Linked DNA regions of Homo sapiens: all the other regions are linked to region 2. A link is a loop called in an ENCODE intact Hi-C map of the cell type or tissue named here. Cell type or tissue: gastrocnemius medialis. All regions are shown on one strand.

Evidence for each region. Peaks named below come from ENCODE experiments on the same cell type or tissue, not always from the same donor. Only the 100,000 strongest peaks of a DNase experiment are listed, where the experiment ranks them.
Region 1: a loop joins it to region 2, with 5 times the contacts of the local background. A loop is called at or near these places in 3 of 110 quality-filtered maps.
Region 3: it touches region 2 in a loop (1.9-fold over the local background); 3 of 110 quality-filtered maps call a loop at or near these places.
Region 4: a loop joins it to region 2, with 10 times the contacts of the local background. A loop is called at or near these places in 5 of 110 quality-filtered maps.

What each region holds. Positions count from the first base shown.
Region 1 is chr13:44,929,376-44,934,375 of GRCh38, forward strand. No RefSeq gene overlaps it. Among named protein-coding and RNA genes, the nearest start is that of TRE-TTC2-1, 14 kb to the left of the region's middle. In gastrocnemius medialis, no CTCF peak of the experiment used is centred here; a DNase peak (open chromatin) is centred at 2,086; H3K27ac peaks cover 4,132 bases.
Region 2 is chr13:44,867,841-44,872,840 of GRCh38, forward strand. All of the region lies in intron 3 of LOC105370187 (a long non-coding RNA gene), which reads right to left. Among named protein-coding and RNA genes, the nearest start is that of TRE-TTC2-1, 48 kb to the right of the region's middle. In gastrocnemius medialis, a CTCF peak has its summit at 2,656 (motif pointing left); a DNase peak (open chromatin) is centred at 2,741; H3K27ac peaks cover 5,000 bases.
Region 3 is chr13:44,750,391-44,755,390 of GRCh38, forward strand. No RefSeq gene overlaps it. Among named protein-coding and RNA genes, the nearest start is that of LINC00330, 57 kb to the right of the region's middle. In gastrocnemius medialis, no CTCF peak of the experiment used is centred here; no DNase peak of the experiment used is centred here; H3K27ac peaks cover 2,868 bases.
Region 4 is chr13:44,731,985-44,736,984 of GRCh38, forward strand. No RefSeq gene overlaps it. Among named protein-coding and RNA genes, the nearest start is that of LINC00330, 75 kb to the right of the region's middle. In gastrocnemius medialis, no CTCF peak of the experiment used is centred here; DNase peaks (open chromatin) are centred at 707 and 2,507; H3K4me3 peaks cover 727 bases; H3K27ac peaks cover 3,472 bases.

The DNA of each region.
Region 1 (5,000 bases), 62 kb after region 2:
AGGCCAAAGCAGGCAGATCATGAGGTCAGGAGTTCGAGACCAGCTGGCCAACACAGTGAAACCCCGTCTCTACTAAAAATACAAAAATTAGCTGGGTGTGGTGGCAGGCACCTGTAATCCCAGCTACTCGGGAGGCTGAGGCAGGAGAATCGCTTGAATTCGGAAGGTGGAGGTTGCAGTGAGCCCAGATCATGCCACTGCACTCCAGCCTGGGTGACAGAGCTAGACTCCATCTCAAACAAATCAAAAAACAAAGCAAAACAATAAAACAACAAAACAAAAATTTATAAGTTCTGAGTGTTTACTCTCTGTAATTTTGATCTCCTCTGAAATCCTCTGTTGAAGATAGAAACCCATCATCTGCCTGGAACTCAGCCAATGGCCAGAAAGGATACAAATAATAAATACCACTTCTCATTTGCATACTGCTTTATAGTTTACAAATCAGTTCATGTGAAAGTCATGTGGGCCACAAATGGTGGGTGAGGCATAATCAAACATCTGCCAAGTTCTTTCTCTTACAATATGGCAGTCATTAACAGGGTGGGGGACAGACACGGGAATTTGCGCAGTTCTCTGCAAAGCCCATAAAATTGTATGCAATCTTAAAAAGTAGCCAGTGGGGCCATCTTCCCTGCAGCATATGAACATGTTTCTTTCTGCCTCCTTCCAGCATGCTCTACAAAATAGTCCTGGTAATCGCCCATGTTACCAAGTCAGCTGTCCATGGCTGCTCCCTTCCCCGACCTAAAGAAAGATTCAAGTTCAAGTTAATGCTGGAGGACCCCTAGGCAACTGCCCAACTCCCTCCCAGGCCACTCCCTCCTCCCACTTTCTAACCTGTAGTCAAATAGCCTTTTAAAATCCTGTGCTGATTATTTTTTATCCTTTGGGATGCTGGGACTGGGACTCTGCAGCCCAGGCTTATTTTGGCAGCTGGCTGTCTCTGTTTGGCTCTGCCAGGAGGGGTACTAGAGGAAGGGAGCTGTTGGCTTCCTGTTCCTAAGAGTGACCATGATCACACCACCTCATCCCGGCAGCAGCAGTTGCTTCCAGTGTTTCCACCATTTCCAGAAGCAGCCTCACCACCTCCTCCCCATCTCTCTCTGCTCAGAGACACCAGCACCTACTGGCTGGCATCCCCTCCTCAGCATGAGGCATCGGGGCCAGCCAAGCGGGACCTTCCTAGCCCAGAGGGCTGAGTCCTCACCCTGCAGGGCCCTGCTCCAAGCCCCTAAGTTTCAAAAAATATTTTTTCTGACTTTTGTTCACCCAGCCCCAAGGGTGATTGCTGTTTCCTATTCTTCTTTTTTTTTTTATTTTTTGAGACAGAGTCTCACACTGTCACTCTGGCTGAAGTGCAGTGGCATGATCTCGGCTCACTGCAACCTCTGCCTCCCTGGTTCTAGTGATTCTCCTGCCTCAGCCTCCCAGGTAGCTGGGATTACAGGCGTGCCCCACCAGGCCCAGCTAAATTTTGTATTTCTAGTAGAGTCGGGGTTTCACCTTGCTGGCCAGGCTGGTCTCAAACTCCTAGCTCAAGTGATCTGCCTGCCTCCACCCCCCAAAGTGCTGGGATTACAGGTGTGAGCCACCGCACCACACCCAGCCTGTTTCCTATTATTCTTACCTCTGTGATACCTGAGTATCCCCACTTTGCCTTTCTCTTGCCTAATACCTGGCTAACAATCCTTTCTATTAAGTTATCTGTTGAAATTCCTATCGTGGTTTCTGTCTCCTGACTGAACTCAGACCAATACAAGTCCCTTATAGGAACTCTTTCCATCTGCCTTCTTATGAACAATTAAGAACACAGCTGCTGTTGCAATCTCCCAGGAGGTCTTTATCTTTATTAATTCCTGTTCCAGGGGCTGGTCCTCAACTTGTTAGGCTCAGAAATTGGCTGTGTCAGCAAAAAACAAAAGGGAATCTGTCCCTCATGTCACTGTCGTGAGGAGAGAGACATCTGGGCCAGCATGACCACAATTAGCCTGCCACAATTTCATGGATGCTGGGAGGCACAAAACCTCTGAGTCAGAGACAAACGGCTTTCTATTCATGGCCTTAGCAGTAGCCAGAGTCTCAGTATTTGTACTGGTTCCTCAAGCCCCAATTGCCACATGACACCGTGAAGAGGACTAGGTGACATCTGCATATGCAGTGGATCGAGTTGCATAGGGAACCCTGCTCTTAGGAAACGCATATATTTTATAATGGGCAGTAAGCCTGCCTGCCCTGTGCTCCATGGAGAGCCACCGTGTCTCTTTTCCAAGGCTGTGTGCTACACAAACATCCTTGAAAAGATAGTCCAGCACAAAGGAAGCGTGAGGGACCCTTGGAGAACTATCTCCCAACGCTCATCTAGAGCTTGCAAGTCAACATGGACTTCCAGTGAGGGTAATTAGTTGGATGATTCAATTGGTTTCCATAGCAAAGATCTATCTACAGGAACTAGAGTAATTGAGTCTTTGGGCCAGGGTCCCCCTGATCTTTTCTTATTTAGTGCCATTGTGACTCTCTGAATCTAGATTTTTTTTTTTTTATTTACAGCATACCAACTCCCCCCAATTTTTTTTTTTTTTTTTGGAGACAGTCTTGTGCTTTTGCCCAGGCTGGAGTGCAGTGGCGCGATCTTGGCTCACTGTAAACTCTGCCTCCTGGGTTCAAGCGATTCTCCTGGCCTAGCCTCCCCAGGAGCTGGGATTACAAGTGTGCACCACCACACCTGGCTAACTTTTGTATTTTTAGTAGAGACGCGGTTTTACCACGTTGGCCAGGCTAGTCTCAAACTCCTGATCTCAGGTGATCTGCCCACCCCTTGCCTTCCCAAAGTGCTGGGATTACAGGCATGAGCCACCACGCCACAATCCCTTTCTTATTGACATAGATATGGTTTGGACATTTAAGTATTGTTAGTCAAGCCTTGTTCTAGCCAGTAACCAAACTACCCTGTCTCTATAAAGTGAGTGCGTTTTCTGGACATTACCAGTTATGAGATTTAGAGGGCAGTCCTATTTCCAATTCGTTGGAAATCACCTTACTATCTATCCTTTGGCACCACCTATCCCCAATTCCATAAAAAGCCTTAGTTTAAAAATAAAATTGCTTTTGCTGTTTTTCCTTAATATAAAACTTAAAAAATTACTTTTATCTATAGATTGTATCTTTACAACACACATTGTGGTTTTTAGAATCTCAGGGAAAAAATGCTATCTTAAATGTTAGTAGACTAAGATTCTTGACCTCCTAAATCAGTGTCAAATGTGAGATCATAGCTGATGCCTGGCCTATGTAGTCAGCACTCAATAAATAGTAGTCGTACTGTCAGGACTCTGGAAAATAAGAGAAATGAATCTGAGCAAAAAATAGGAAATTATAAGAATAGCAGTATCTTCTAGAAACACGCAGGCAGAAATGCAGCCAAGTTTGGAATACCTACCCTGCCCTTGCCACTCTGTTTGTACAGTGTGACCCCATTCATTGCTGCTCATTCAGCTACTATGTGCCAGGCACAGTGCCTGAGGCCGGAACACAATAGGAACACAAACAGATACGGTTTTTTACATTGTAAAGCACAGAGGTTACAGTCTAGTGGAGAGAGACAAATCAAATTATCACGCAAGGAAATAAAAAACTGCCACTGTGGTAACTGCTGAGATAGGCAAGTACATGGTGCTGAGTGTGTATAAAAGGAGTGACCCACTGAGGGAGGTCAGCAAAGGCTTCCTGAGGAAGCGATGACCAAGCAGAGACTCAAGTTTAAGCAAGCAATAAGACAATAGGGAAACGAGAAGAGCTTTCCAGACTTAGAGAAGAGCAAACGCCTCCTGGCAGGCGGAAGCACACTGAGGAAGCATGGCTGGAGCTCAGGAAGATGAGGAGACCTGCCAGATCACAGTAAAACCAAGGTCACAGAACGAGGGTTTTGCCCACAGCTACACAACTTCTGGGATACTTTCCTTATACTACCACCTTCCTAGTCAACAGACTTCATTTTCTTTCCTCTCCAAACCTTCCCCTGGGACAGAGGTCCATCAGTTAATGCTCATTCCAGGGTAAAAAAGAAATCACGAAGTAGAACATGAAAAGGAAATGCAAAAACTTGAGCCACAAAAACTGGAGACCTCGCTATGGAATTTTTCTTTGTTGAGTGTGCCCAGGAGTCTTGGGGATGGTCTATGTCAGTGGTATTCAAAGTGTGGTCCCAGGACCAGCCACATCAGCATCTCCTAAACACTTATTAGAAAAGCAAATTCAAAGGCCCCACTCAAAACCTATGAATCAGAAATATGGGAGGTGGAGCTCAGCAATCTGAATTTTAACAAGCAAAAAGCCCCACAAAAAGGGTTCCTGTTGCACAGACAATAGTCTAAATCAGTGCTTCCCAAACCTGTCTGATCATCTGAAGCAACTGGGAGCTTGTTAAAATATTCCTGGGCCACACCCCAATACCTACAAAAATTGAAATCTCAGGGCAAGGCTTGGGAATCTATATTGAGATGATCATCCTGGTTTGAGAACCACTGGTCTATATCAAAGTAACACATTGTCTGACACAGTGAGCAATTAATTCCAAGTGTCATTTGTCCTTGCCAAGTAATTAAGGGTAGTAAGTACCTCAGGCTCTGCCAGTCCAACTCAGTACATTATTTGATTTATATCTTCCATCTCCTTAGCTCTTCCCAATTTTAAAACAATATAAGACACTTCCAATTTTGACATTTGTTGAGAAATTTCTCCTTGTCTCTCAGTCTTATATCATCACAGCCACCACAAACTGTATGAGACTTAATAAGTGCTTACCAAATTCAAGCATTATGCTTTTAGCTGCAGTCTAAAAATCTGTTCTGGAAAATATCCCTTTCAAAATATCAAAAAGAAAATCATCCAGCCTTGTAATACAAACAGGCACCCAATTCAGAACTTTTTTCTCTGCCTCTGCGAGGAAATGGATTTTCTACTATCGTGACTCAGTATTTTTTATTTATTTATTTATTTAT
Region 2 (5,000 bases):
CGTCCTAACGATCTGATGTTTCTAAAGGCTTCTTCCATCCCAGACCCCAGATTTAGCTTAGAGCAGGGGAGGAAATAAGGGTCAGCCAACTTCCTATGACCTCCGTGTCCCTCTGCCTCACTTACACATCAGCAACCTCAGCAGAAGTCTCCCGGCCGTTCTCTTCCTCACACCCCTCCTCCCTCAGGGCTGACTCCACAGCCTCAGCCTGAACCAGCACAGGCAAGGGAGGAAACGTCTGGACAGTGTGCCGAAGGAGCTCTAATGATTCAAGTTCTCCAGGCATAGTTCTTGATATGCTAGATTAATTTAGGAATTTCTTCCTCTCACCGCCCTCCCTTCCTCATTCCCGTAAGCCAGTAGTCTGGCTAAGGATTAAATCTAAAATATTTTTTTAACAATTAAAACTGACCAATTGCTTTATTGATCTATTGGCTATCTGCCTTTCACTCGAAGCTCCCAAAACCCATTGCTTCTTTGAGTGCCAAGCCCCCAGGCTAACAAGGTTTATAGGCTATGGAAACACATCTGAAAATATTTCTAAAGTACACTCTGATTTCTCTAATATAGAAATATGTATCAACTGAGAAGTAAAAAAATGGAGGGTTACACTAGAGTCCAGGACAATCTGAAACCAATCTGAAAAGTGGTTAAAGCAGCTTCTAGCAAAGCCCCGAACCGGAAGGGAAATTTCTCTACCTGTGGTACGTTACTCACTTCTCACAATAAGCCACAGACATTGGGCAGGTCAGGAGGGAGTGTTTTTAGTCACAGGCTGTGAGAACATTTCATGAGAAGGTATTAGAAGCTATTAGGCTTCTTGTTGCTACTCTTCTTGACACTTACAAATCATGTAAAACCCCCCATCATAACCCATTGCCATCATTTAGTTTCTGAATGCATTTGGCTGAATGTGCTGTGTACTTGAATTTAAAAGCAAGGGAGCTTTTCCTTTGAGATACTGTGAGGCAGCAGGGTTTGGTCTATGATTAAAAATCCAATTCAAAGCCCCATCATTCAGGGGCCAAATGATCTTGTTACATAAAAGGGCTTTTAACAGAATTGTGCACATCTTAATTATGGGAGGACTGGGATAGGGTTTGGTACCAACCTCCACTTAAAGGGCACGATAAAGAAGGAGCCCTGGAGCAGTGAGGGCCAGAACCTGTAGACGTGGCGGGGTCGGTGGGGAAGAACAGAAGGACGCATATCCTCTTCCTTGAGAGGAGCCTTTTGTGGCAGGCCACAGCCCAAGCCATAGGAGGCAGGAGAAACTGGGCACACTGTTCAATTTTATTTTTAAGGAAAAAGGAAAGGAGATTTCAAAGATTCAACAGCACTAATGGGTCAGTTTCTTCAAGCTGGGTTGATAAGATGTGCCTGGGGTCTTGCCAGGGAGAGGTCCCTGGGCAGTGCCCACAATTCATCCTCCCACGAGTTTGTTCTGTCTGTTGTATTTTGTTTGTTTGTTTGTTTGTTTTTAAGACAGAGTCTTGCTCTGTTGCCCAGGCTGGAGGGCAATGGCGCAATCTCAGCTCACTGCAACCTTGACCTCCCAGGCTCAGGTCATCCTCTCACCTCAGCCTTCCAAGTAGCTGGGACTGCAGGTGTCGCCACTACACCCGGCTGATTTTTTGTATTTTTGTGGAGACAGAGTTGCGCTGTGTTGCACATGCTGGTCTTGAGCTCCTGGGCTCAAGCGATTTGCCCACCTCGGCCTTCCAAAGTGCTAAGATTACAGGCACGAGCCACTGCCACAGCCTTTCTGTTGTCTTTCTAGTACAGTGTGGAATGTGTCACACAGGATTATTTAAAAGTCTGCCAAACCGGCCAGGCTTAGTGGTTCACGCCTATAATCCCAGCACTTCAGGAGGCTGAGGTGGGCTCATCACCTGAGGTCAGGAGTTCGAGACCAGCCTGGCCAACAGAAATACGAAACCCCATTTCTACTAAAAATACAAAAATTAGCCAGGCGTGATGACGGGTGCCTGTAATCCCAGCTACTTAGGAGGCTGAGGCAGGAGAATCGCTTGAACCTGGGAGGCACAGGTTGCAATGGGCCGAGATTGCACTGCTGCTCTCCAGCCTGGGCAACAGAGCAAGACTCTCTCTCTCTCAAAAAAGTCTGCCAAACAATGTTGGTAGTAGTGATGCTCAGTAACATACTGATAAGTGAAAAAAAAAAGCAGTTAACAATACAGTATATATTATATCATTCTAATTTTGTTAAAAGCATTATGCAGATATGCTTTACATATGTGAGTATGATGCTAGAAGAAAATGCACAAAAATCTTAGAGTGTAATACTCATGTGTGATTTTAAAATGTTTCCTTTTTTTGTATTTCTCAATTTTCTACAATCGATATGTGTTGCTTTTATTATCCTAAAAACAAAGATTAATTAAAGCAAAACGTCAGGTCAGCCTCTTGCTAGGGAGAACAAAGTTTAAATTCCCTCTTCTCCTCCTCCTTTGGCAGATGATTCCGTCTTCTAATGAATTGAAACCAAACTCTGCAGAAGAGAAGTGAGGGGATAAGAATTTCTGGGTGAACTTCTCTACACACGGGTAACCAAAGGGTTAGTGGGGCTGCAGAGGTTGGCAGGTCCCGTGGGTAGGGATGGGGCGGGTCCCATGTTGCTGAGAAACCTGCTCTTCTCTTTGGGGGCTGCAAGGCACTCATCCAGGGCCCTCTGCTGGATACAGAGGTTGTCCTCACAACCTCTGGGTCTGGGTGACCAGGGAGATTTGAAAACAGGGCAGGTGGCCAAGATCCTGGGCAGGACTAGTTGAGTCTTTGAGGTGTCAGGTGGGAAGCAGAGAGAGTGAAGTCACAGGCTGTGTTTTCTCAGCACAGCCAGTTCCATTTGGCAGGCAGGTGTGGAGGACAGAATGTCCACAGTTCCTGAGAGCACAGCAAGCCAGCTGGGCGCGGGCAGCTTCCACAGCCATCTCCCAAGGACAACATCCTGCCCAAAGGCAGGCTTTCAGAGAGGTCCCCGCCCCTGACTCCAGGTATTATGGTGTAACAGAAGGAGCTCGGCCTAAGTCAAATGAGTTACCTTCTAGCTGTGTGACCGTGAGCAATGGCTGAACTTCCTGAACCTGTACTCTTATCTGTAAAAATGGGAATAATATAGTAACAATCCCACTGAGTTGTTGGGAGTTTTAATGAGAATGTGTATATTAAACACACTCTGTAATTGTGCCATAGTAAACAAAGCCTTGTTATTCTCATAAGGAGACAGGAGCCTAACCTTCTGCGCCCCTATTCTCCATCAAGGCAGGACCTGATTAGGCAAAGGTCACAGTCGTGAGCCATCTGAACAAAGAAGCCCCTGTCCACTTTTGCCATCTCCTCTGCCACCCTCTCCTACACATGCCAGCTTCCAGCAGAGCATGCACTCATGGTCTGCTCCCATGAGAATGATGGGCACTAAACGTTGTGGAAGGGGTTAAATTAGAAGTTTTCTGCTGGGTAAAGTGGCTCACGTCTGTAATCCCAACACTTTGGGAGGCCAAGGCAGGAGGATCACTTGAGGCCAGTAGTTTGAGACCAGCCTGGGCAACATAGAGAGACCCCATCTCTACAAAAATTAAAAATACAAAAATTAGTCATGTGTCTGTAGTCTCAGCTGAGAGTCTGAGATGGGAAGATCACCTGAGCCCAGGCGTTTGAGACCAGCCTGGGCAACATAGGGAGACCCCCATCTCTACAAAAAATTTAAAACTTAGCTGGGCATAGTGGCACACACCTGTAGTCCCAGCTGTTTGGTAGGCTGAGGTAGGAGGATCACTTGAGCCCAGGGAGCTGAGGCTGCAGTGAGCTATGATCAAACCACTGCACTCCAGCCTGGGCAACAGAGCAAGACCCCAACTTGAAAAAAAATTAGAAGTTTCCACTGAAACACTGAGACAACAGACAGTAGACACTACATTAAGTTGTGAAGCAAACCAGCCTGGAGCCCTAGCAAAGGTGGGGATTGCCAAGAACAGTCCAGAAACTCAGATCCTCCTACTGTGGAGGGTATGAGGGGACTCTAGGAAGAGGGATTTGGGAGGACAACTTTTGAAGAATCCCTTGTTTGCTGAGTCCCACTCTCCCTAAAGAGAAAGGACAGAGGTTGGGTCCCCGTCTACCTCAATGCAAGAAAGCAGAGCTTTAAGGAGACCACCTGGAGATTGATGTGAATCCCTTCCAGTTTGGGGACAGGAACAGGGAAGGCTGGTGTCTGTCTCCAGGTGAGAAGTCTGAAGAGCACAGGGAAGCCTGGATAGGTGCTCCCAAGCAAGGGAGAGCTGCTGCATTGGGAAGGCACTGCCCTCCCAGGATCTACTGGGGCAAAATGTGTCTAGAAGTTCCCAGGGCCCCACTCTGGGTAGGGCAGGAGGAGGCTGTGTGGGGCTTCAAGCTGCTGTCCGCCCGAGAGCTAGAGGCAGACTGCTGGGACACGAGGGGCTGGGAAGGTCAGACTAGAGCTGCTTCCGAATTCCTGGGGATAAATGGAGGGGGTGGGAGGAAGGCTCCCAAGAACCCACAAAAGCTCCCAGGAGAAAACAAGTCAGCTCTGAGCCCCTGGCAGCACGGAGAGGACGAAGCCAGTTATGACCATGTCTGAGGCGGAAGAGCTTCCCGTCGCCCTCATCTCCCTCCCCACACCCCAACCCAGGGCAGCTCAATCGCTACTAGACCGTGAGGAAGCGAGCATGGAAGGAGGTGAGCAAGGAAGAGAAAGGAGGCGACCCCATGCAGATTGTTGACCATGGCCAGACCGCTGGACAGAGCAGAGGACTGCAGTGGTGACCAGTACATGAGCATGGAGATCTGATTTCTGAAAGTGAAAATGACTAAACAACATTGTATTTCCTTAGTGAATGCTTACCATTTGATGTTTCCTCGGCATCCATTTTAAATCTAGGTTTAACTTTCTTGTACCAGAAGCAGGGCTTAATCACCCTTGACACAGTTTCCAGCTCTCTGCCTCCTCCCAGGTCTTCAGT
Region 3 (5,000 bases), 120 kb before region 2:
GGGAGAAAAAATTGAGTATTTACAAAAATGTAGCTTTGAAGGAATTAGGAATTTTAAAAAGTCATCTAGTCAATAATTAATGCTTATAATCAAAACAGTAGATGATGCTTTTATATTGGGAATGAGATGTCAGGCAAAAAAATAACTTTGAACATACTACTGGTTTCTGTGGATTTCTAAATGGGCTATGCTACTATACTCATGTACCTATAGACAGGTGTCTCAAATACTTTCCACAGCTGGTGAAGGGTTTCAGAGTTTCACAATTAATACATGGAGAAGAGAGCTTATTAAAGGAGCCCGGTCTAGGCCCAGTTGGCACCTCTGCCAAGGGCAAAGATAGTATCACAGATGGTTCTATCTCCTGACACATTCCTAGTACTCCAGGAAGGAGCACTGTGCACACCTATTAATCAGGGAGGTCTTCATGCTTCTATTGTCAACTCCAACAATGCATCTACTTGGACTCTGCTCTCCTGTCTTTATTATAGTCATAAGTGCATAATGTTGCTTTTGAAATTCCACAACTATATTGCAATTTTTACAATCTAGTATAACCCAGCAGGTACCCAAGTTTAACAGACAGTTTCACATTAAATACTGTTAAAGGTATAAAATATTACTTAAATTATCAAATGAGTCTTTTTGACAATATAATTGCAAGTTAAAGCCTCATTAATTTATGTGTTCATTTTTCTTCTTAAACAGGGGTGTCCAGGCCAGGCGCGGTGGCTCATGCCTGCAATCCCAGCACTTTGGGAGGCCGAGGCAGGTGGATCACCTGAGGTCAGGAGTTTGAGACCAGCCTGGTCAACATGGGGAAACCCTATCTCTACTAAAAATACAAAAGCTTAGCCAGGCATGATGGCGGGAGCCTGTAATCCCAGCTACTTGGGAGGCTAAGGCAGGAAAATCACTTGAACCCGGGAGGCGGAAGTTGCAGGGAGCCGATATAGTGACAATGCACTCCAGCCTGGGCTTCAGAGTGAGACTCTGTCAAAAAAACAAAAAACAAACAAACAAAACACCAGGGGCATCCAATCTTTTGGATTCCCTGGACCACATTGGAAGAAGAATTGTCTTCACCCACACATAAAATACACTAAATACTAACTATAGCTGATGAGCTAAAAAAAAAAAAATCTCATAATGTTTTAAGAAAGTTTATGAACTTGTGTTGGGCTGCGTTCAAAGCCATCCTGGGCTGCACGTGGCCCACAGGCCACAGGTTGGACAAGCTTGTCTTAAGACATTAGTGCCTTTTGAACAATGGGCTTAAGATGGTAGAACTTTCTAGAATAGAGCTCCTCATAGGGTTGTTCTACAACATTTAAATTAGATTCTTCCTGAGGCAAACTGGTCACCTGATCACCTTAAAGCATCTCTGGGACTCTCAATGCCCAAAATTCTTGTGCTCTGAGTTCTGAATTTCATGTGGGTATTTTAAGCAGCTGTGCCTTTATAATGATATAAATGCCACACTCCTCACAATGGCTAGCTTTTCAGCATAGTAAATGTCATCTCTGGTTTTCTTTCTCATAAAGAACATTTCCACATGAAAATTGCCACCTTTGGGCTATGCTTTTTGCTAAGTTCAGACCTTATATGTAATAGGGGTAGGCTCTTACTTATATCATCTAATTTTTCAGGGCTCTAAAAAAAATTCATAAAACCTCCATTGACTGGTAATGACAGATGAGTTCTAAGACCAAATTCAGGTTATGCAGGAAAAGGTGCTATAGGGAAGGCGTTGAACTCTGCTATAATGCAATTACACCAGGAAGAAAAATCTGAACTGTTGACAGTCATTTGTACCTTCCTGAGAATGAAACTCCAAAAGCAGAGGGAAAGCAGGAGAGGAGAGAGAATCAACAGGACACGCGCACCCTGTGAGGAAGAGTTATGCGGTAAGGGGAGGTCAAAGACCTTCACTGTTGTGGCTAGCGATGAAAATAAAACAACATGTTACCAGAACGGAATTGTCCAAGAGTATTCCAAGGTTGGAACTGAGATCATCGCAGGACAATGACTGCCCATTCTTCCTGGCCCCAGCACTTATTGCAGCACTTGGAACATAGTGACAGCTCAGCAAATGTTGGCATTTTTAATGAATAACTATTTGTTGTGTGTGTGTGTGTGTTTTTTTTTTAGCAATTAAGAAAAACCTCTTTACACTGACAAGATATAATTCTCTGGGCCAATAATTTTAGGAACAGAGACATTTGAATCAAAGGTGTGAAGAAATGAACACGTTTTTTGCTTTCCCTTCATGAGAGCCTAGGTTCCAAACATGCTTCCCTTGATTGAACAAGCTGAACCAATCCAGATGGCCTGGGGGATAGTAGGTGAAAATAGTAGCAACCAGAGCTTGTTTTAGAGTATTTTCTCATTGCATTTAACGTTCAAAAGAAAGCTCACAGTCACTTCCCTTACAGAACACCCCCATCACACAACGACATACACACGCATACACAGGTCCGTGGATGTCTCCCTTTAATAATATTTTACAGCTAACAAAGAGATTGTGTATGCCAGGAAATGGAGGCCCAGAGAGGTGAGGTGAAATGCCTCTACAGTCCCATCTAGAATATGACAATATTTCTTAAACACAAGCCCAGTGTTTTCCCCAATGTACAAATAATAAAATTCTAGAAATACTGTCTGGATGCACAGTCCCAATCTACCTAGGTTTCTGTACATCTCATAATAGCAATAATGCTAGAAATCTTGAAGTGAAAGTTTTATTTTATTTTTTATTTTTTTGTGGAGATGGGGTCTCAATATTCCTGGCCTCAATCAATCCTCCCACCTCAGCCTCCCACATTGTTGGGATTACAGGTGTGGGCCACAGTACCTGGCAGAAAAGAAAGATATTTAAATGGAATTGAAGTAGGCTCTACTGGGCCCTTAATTTAAGGGGCACAGTGGGAGGTTAGCAGGAATTTCAAACAGTTCACCATGGTTTGCCTACTTTTCCATATTGTTGCTTCCTTCTGCTCAGTGACTGAGTCACAGTTGTTTCACCGCCTCATAACATGTTAAATTCCCTTTCATCTTAGGAGTACTCTGCAGTTGCCATTTGAGACTATGGTCTCGCTAATCAGAGCCAGAATTTGTCATCCGTCATTTGCTATGTGTCCTTATCTATTAATACTAGACTCTGGGAATATAGAAGGAGACTTCAGTGTTCTCCATGGTACTCAGATGTGAAGATCTATGTGAGGACTTCTCCATTACTGAAGGGTACATACCATGTATCATAAGATACCAATAACCAACAGAAAGGAGATAAAGTCACGGGTAAGCCTGAGGACAAAACCCTGTAACTGGTTGTAAATGTAACATAAGCAGGTTTCTCTTCTTCTCTCTTTAGATCAGAGGTTAGCAAACTTTTTCTACAAGAGGGCCTGATATTAAGTATTTCAGCTTTGCGGGTCACACCACCTATGTCACAAGTCTTTGATTCTACCATTGCAGCAGAAAACTACTTAGGCAATACAGAAATGAATGGACGTGGCTGGATTTGGCCCATGAGCCATAGTTTGGCAACCCCTGCTCTAGATGATAATCATAAATAACATTTTGAGTGCTATATACCAGGTACACTATCTTACTTAATCTTCTCAGCAATTCTATGAAGTGACTGCTCTTATTTTCATTCCCAGGTTACATATGTAAAGTTTAAGTCTTATATAGATTAAACAAAGCTGCTTCTTATCAAATAGCTAGAAATCTACATAACCAGGATTTTGATCCCTGGTTGGCTGTAATAAAAATCAAGGGCTATCCTTGATTCTTTAAAGGGAAGAGAGTTGCGGTGGTAATGCACAGAAAGGAGCTAACTGAGGGGGAGTTGGAAAAGAAGTTGGGAGATGGAAAGAGTATTGAACTGCTAATCTTTGGTTGATGTTCATTCCTCCGAGCTGGACTTGCGATGTTCCATCACCTCCTTTGAGACAGGAGATGCCATGAAGTCAGTCTTGCCTACTCCCAAATTCTGTATGCAGGTAGGCCGGCCTTAGCTCTGAATCACTGTTATCTTATTACCTAGTAGGGCCATGGCTGTTGGGAAGAGTGAGTGGTGGCTCCAGTAGAGGTAACAAGCAGTATTTTGTAAGTGAAGAGTGCTTTACAGTTCATAGACTTCCACTGAGTTCTCATGGTGTCCTGTCTCTGCGCTTGGCTCTTGTTGTCCCTCTGTTTGGAAAGCTCCCCTTCTAAAGAATCCTCCTTCAAGGTCTTACTCAGATGCTTCCACTTCCATGATCCCTTCCCCGATGGCACCAGCCAGAATTCACGTTCCCTTTACTTGTGTCTGGATCACTCTGCTTCCCTGTCACCTAGATGATGTGAAACTTTCTATTTTTTGAGACAGAGTCTCACTCTGTCACCCAGGCTGCAGTGCAATGGCGTGATCTCGGGTCACTGCAACTCCGCCTCCCACGTTCAAGGGATTCTGTTGCCTCAGCCTCCTGAGTAGCTGGGAATACAGGTGCACACCACCATGCCTGGCTAATTTTTGTATTTTTAGTAGAAACAGGGTTTCACCATGTTGGCCAGGCTGGTCTTGGACTCCTGACTTCAAGTGATGCATCCACCTCAGCCTCCCAAAGTGTTGGGATTACAGGTGTGAGCCACCGCACTTGGCCAATGTGATACTTTCTATTGTGAACTGTATCTACTTTCCTCCTATGCTGGTCCATAAATTCCATGAAGGGTAGTAGGTGCCCACTAAATATTTGTTTACTTGAGTTCAGTTTAATTATCCTCATAATAACAACCTTGTGAAGTAAGCAGGACAGATGTTACCCTCTTTTTTAGATAAGAAGGCTGAGGATGAGAGCAACAGAATTACTTGTCTTGGGCATCCCATGAGAAGGTGTTGGCTAGAATCCTTGTGCAGTCTTTGACTCCTCATTGCAATGAAAACACGCTGAAGTTTTTAATTTCCTGGTGGTAATAGGCTTCCAATGTCTCTAATTATATATGGAGAAATTATG
Region 4 (5,000 bases), 140 kb before region 2:
AAAAGCCTTCCTTATTTTGAACTCAGTTTTGTTTCCTTCTAACTTGTGTTCACAGGTCCTAGTTTTGCCCTTCAAAAGATACACAAAGAAAATTGAATCCCTTCGCCCATGTCAGTGCTCCACTTATTTTAGGACAATTTCCAGGTTGTCTCTAGGACTTTCCCTTTCTGTGCTATGAAATGAGGCCTGAGGACACGTGCCGAGTGCCTACGGGCTGCTTGAGACGGGAGATACCTTTTGTCCATTCATTCTTCATCTCATGCTGACTGAAGCCTTAATGCCACTCACTCCACACAATGGCGCCTGCCTGGAGAACTGGGTGAGAGGGTCGTTCATCTTCGTAGTCTCACCCCGTAGCAGGAGGGACTGGCAGAGCCTCCTAGATGCCACCCCTCCCAGGCAAAGCTTCAGCCTGCACCCCTGGACCAGGGCTAATAACATCAGCCACTGGCCACTTGACATGTTGCTGAGAGATTTCCCAAACACACATTCCCATCTTAGCAAATTAACTCCAAGAACACAGTGAGGAAGAAGATAAGTTAAAGGAGAGATGTCTAAATGAGAAACTAAACTCGGTCTTCCTGAGACAGCCAGTGCCGACGGCTTGCGCTGGGTGGAAAGGTGAGATTTCATCACTGCTTCTCCCCAGGGCTGGCAGGGGCAGATCAAGTTGCCTCTCACTCCGGCCCCACCCTGAGGAATGGACTCATGGACACTGCAGGGCTTTCTCTCCTCTGATATCTTTGAGTCAAGGCGCCGTGTTGACCAAGTGGGTCAGATAAAGGACTACAAAGCCATTGTCCGAATTGCCCAGGGAGGATGTGGCCAACATTCCTAGGTGTGTTTGGAAATATGGCTGAGACAGTAGGTGCCAAGTGAGAGACGCTGGCAAAGTAAGCCTACATTTGGAGACCAGTGGTTCCCTGCTGTCACAGGGGACTTCGGAATAAATCCCTTCCAACCCACTAGCACACACGCTGCCACACACGACCATAGATGGTGAATCCTGCACTCCCAACTCTCTCCCGGTGGCTTCTACAACAGGATGTTGTTTATTACAATAGAATTAATCTGCTTTTCCAGAATTTAGTAATCCATCAATTGACAAACTTCCCTGATACATACTTTTAAGATTCTAGAAAAATTCAACTCATTATTATACATTATTCACTTCCCAAATCAGTGAAAACTGCATGTGATATGTTATAACCATAAAATTATTACATCAAGCACTTATGGACAAAAGTTAAGTCACAAAATAGGTGGAAAGAAGAAAACAATTATATTAGAAGACTTAACCTAAGGAAGTATGAAATTTAGCTCTGAGCTTCTGCAGTAAAATAGAAAAGAGGCAGGCGGATCACTTGAGGTCAGGAGTTCGAGACCAGCCTGGGCAACATGGTGAAACTCTGTTTCTACTAAAAACACAAAAATTAGCAGGACGTACTGTTGCATGCTTGTAATCCCAGCTAGTTGGGAGGCTGAGACGTGAGAATCCCTTGAACCCAGGAGGCAGAGGTTGCAGTGAGCGGAGATCTTGCCACTGCACTCCAGCCTGGGCAACAGAGTGAGACTCTGTCTCAAAATAATAATAATAAATAAATAAATAAAATATAAAAGGGAATAAAAGCGACATATGTGCCATTATTTAATGCAAGAGAGCATACAAATTCATCTGGAGAAGTTGCCTTGATACATTTCAAGTAAGGATTGTTTATAAAAATAGAATTTAGAGGGCTGGGTGCGGTGGCTCACGCCTGTAATCCCAACACTTTGGGAAGCCGAGGTGGGCGGATCAGAGGTCAAGAGATTGAGACCAACCTGGCCAATATGATGAAAGCCTGCTTCTACTAAAAATACAAAAATTAGCTGGGCGTGGTGGCATGTGCCTTTAGTCCCAGCTACTCGGGAGGCTGAGGCAGGAGAATTGCCTGAACCCGGAAGGCGGAGGTTGCAGTGAGCCAAGATCGTGCCACTGCACTTCAGTCTGGCAACAGAGTGAGACTCTGTCTCAAAAAAAAAAAAAAAGAATTTAAATTTAAATATAACTTTTTAGGGATTAATCTACTATGTATAGGAGACCTATCTGTATATGTGAGTGTATCTCTGTGTATGCATAGAAGTACATATCTATTGTCTATAGTCTCTTTTTGTATATATATTTCAGAGATTTAAAACAAAACAAAACCGCTAGGAACCTTTGCAAGACCTCATCTGTTTCAGGTTATGGGAATGGCTGCCTATAACAGGAAAGAATCTGGCAGGAGGTTGGGGTATGGTAATCTCATATCCCCCAGGGCATCTGCACACTCACTCTGTCTTGCTAGGTAGCTGAGCTGATGCTACACAAGCCTGGCTGTTTCAAAATCTAGGGCCCTTGTCTGCTAGTGGGGTGAATGGGGACTCAGTCTTGCTGCTCCAAGGCCAGGATCCAGGTGCTTGTGGAAAGCTCTTTGGCACCCAGATGTCCTGCCCCAGAGTGTTGCTGTCTAAACTTACCTGTGGGCCAAGCCTGGCATATGACTGGGTGCCTGCTCAGCTCCCATTTGGCACTCCAGCTCCCTGCTGGCCCTGGAACCCTGCCCCAAACCACAGCTGCCTGGCTTGGGGCCTGACAATCTGCCTCCTCCTTGCTGGAATAACCTCTCTCTCTCTCTCTCTCTCTCTCTCTCTCTGGAGGGCAGGAACTGGTCACCATACCCTTCCCTCGGCTGCTGAGAGGGGTCCTGCTTCCACCCTGATGGCCTAGACAGGCCCCACCCCCATGAAGCCACCTGCCTGTGGTGAATGTTCCTCTGTTCGGAAATCCTAACTATCCCATGCCTCCTGCATGTTCCATCTCTCTGATTAAACCCCCTAGAAGGTTAGACCCAAGTACACCAAACCCCTGAGGAGTCATGATGTTGATTCCAGGCTGTCCTTAGAAGCAGCTCAGGCCAATCCTGGGTCCTCCCCTCTTCCCACTGACCCACTGTCTAAAAAGGTCATGAAAGCAGATGGATGTCTCACCTTCCCAGAAGATGGTCCATGTGGAGGGTGCAGCCAGGTCCCCTAATATCAGGAGCGTGTTGTTTGTACGATGATGACTATAGAGGGGCCTGCTCCTCTCTCCCACAAGTTGAATCAGGAGGGTTTTCAAAAGGGTCAAAAGTGAGCACATTGCATTGGAGTGAACAAGGTTTGCTGCCCCGCCTGGCCATGCTGCTGTAGAGTAATGGAATGTTGCACCATCACTCCCACCTTGGGAAGGACAGGTAAAGGCCCCCTCTGGTCCTATCCTTTAAGGTGGGGAGTGCCTGAGAAAGAGCTGAAATATTTCCTGACTCTCAGGGGCATGCTATAAGAGGAGAACACTTTGGGATCAGTTCTCAGATAAACCCAAGGTTGGGGGCAGGGAACGGTGGGCTGTAACAGCCAATCATGTCCCATGGAAGCAGAGTTTCCTGGTGCCCCCAGCAATGGGCACTGCTGGCCAAAAGGAGTTGTGATCTTTGGGGCGTCATCAGGAAACCCTGCCTAGTCCAGCTTGTGGGGTATAAGATCCCTGAAGCTGAGGGGTCCTAGATAGTACCAACCACCAAGGTAACCACAGCTGGTGACTGCCATATGTAGCCCCATCTGCTTGAAAGAAAGAGATGTCTGTGACTGAGCAACATCAGGCTGTCTGAAGCAGTTCTGCAGTGTCTGGCTTATAGTGGGCACTCAGTATACATCCACAGCTTCCACCCTCCGGAGACCCATGAAGCTGACACGAAGAGAGGAGGATGCCCCTCCTGGGGTTGGCAGATACCACGCGGGGGCAGCCCAGGGCTCCTTTGGGTGAAGTGGAAATTTGCCCCCTCCCCCATACCTCCTGCTGAGGCCATGTCTCTGGGAGGGACTTTGAGAAGCCATCACCAGTTTTCTCTAGGTTCTTGACTCTACCTTCCAGTAAAATATTCCTATGGAAACTGAAGAGACAGGAACTTTAGGGTTTGCCCGTGGAGGCCGAGGCCAACTGTGAGAAAAAAAGCCTTGTTGGGTCACTGCGGTTTTGCTCTTCAAAGCACTGAAACCGCTTTAGCCAGGGCCTCTCTTTTCTAACTTAAGTTGCAAGTGCCTGGATATTTATTTTCAGTTTGTGATTAAAAAGTAGATAAAATGAATAAATAGTGAACCACATGTCTTAAATGACCTTCAAATAGAGTAGTAACAAAAAATAGTTATATAAAGATATACATCTCATTTTAAATGTGCCAGAAAGATAACCAAAATAGAAAGAAAATTCATTATTCAGGCCAAACAAGACAAGGAGTGATTATGGACAACTTAGTTATTTTCTTAAAGGAAGAATGACAGATGCACTGAAGCCCCCACCTGCAGTTTTTTGGCTGGGGTGCTTTAAGATGGGGAAATACAAAAACCAGACTCTCCTGGCCCCTTTTCTCTAGAGCTACAAAAACTCCAGCACTGACTCTGTGTATCAGCTGAGGTTTCTATTGAGAAGAGGCAGCTGTGTGGCAAGCAATTCTGGGTCGAGGGCTGTGGAGGACTGGAGGCCACTGCCTTCACCATGGCTCAGAGGCCAGCTGCTGGGGAGCCACAAGGAGAGGGGCCCAGGCATGTGGACAGTGGTCACAGGAGAAGCTTCTGGCAGGACAGGAGTAAAAGGAACAAGGTAGTTATTAAACAGCAAAAATAGTTTCAAAGCAATTATGCTAATTGTTTTAGTCTGTTTAGGCTACTGTAACAAAATGCCTTAGACTGGGTGGCTTCTAAACAACAGAAATTTACTGCTTACAATTCTGGAGACTGGGAAGTCCAAGATCAAGACATCAGCAGATTTGATGTCTGATGAGGGCTTGCTTCCTGGTTCATGGTTCACAGATGGCACCTTCTTGTTGTGCCCTCACATGGTGGAAGGGAGAGGCTAGCTCTCTGGGGCACTAATCTCATTCATGAGAGTTCCACTCTCATGACCTAATCATTGCCCAAAGCCCCCAGCTCCTTATACCATCACC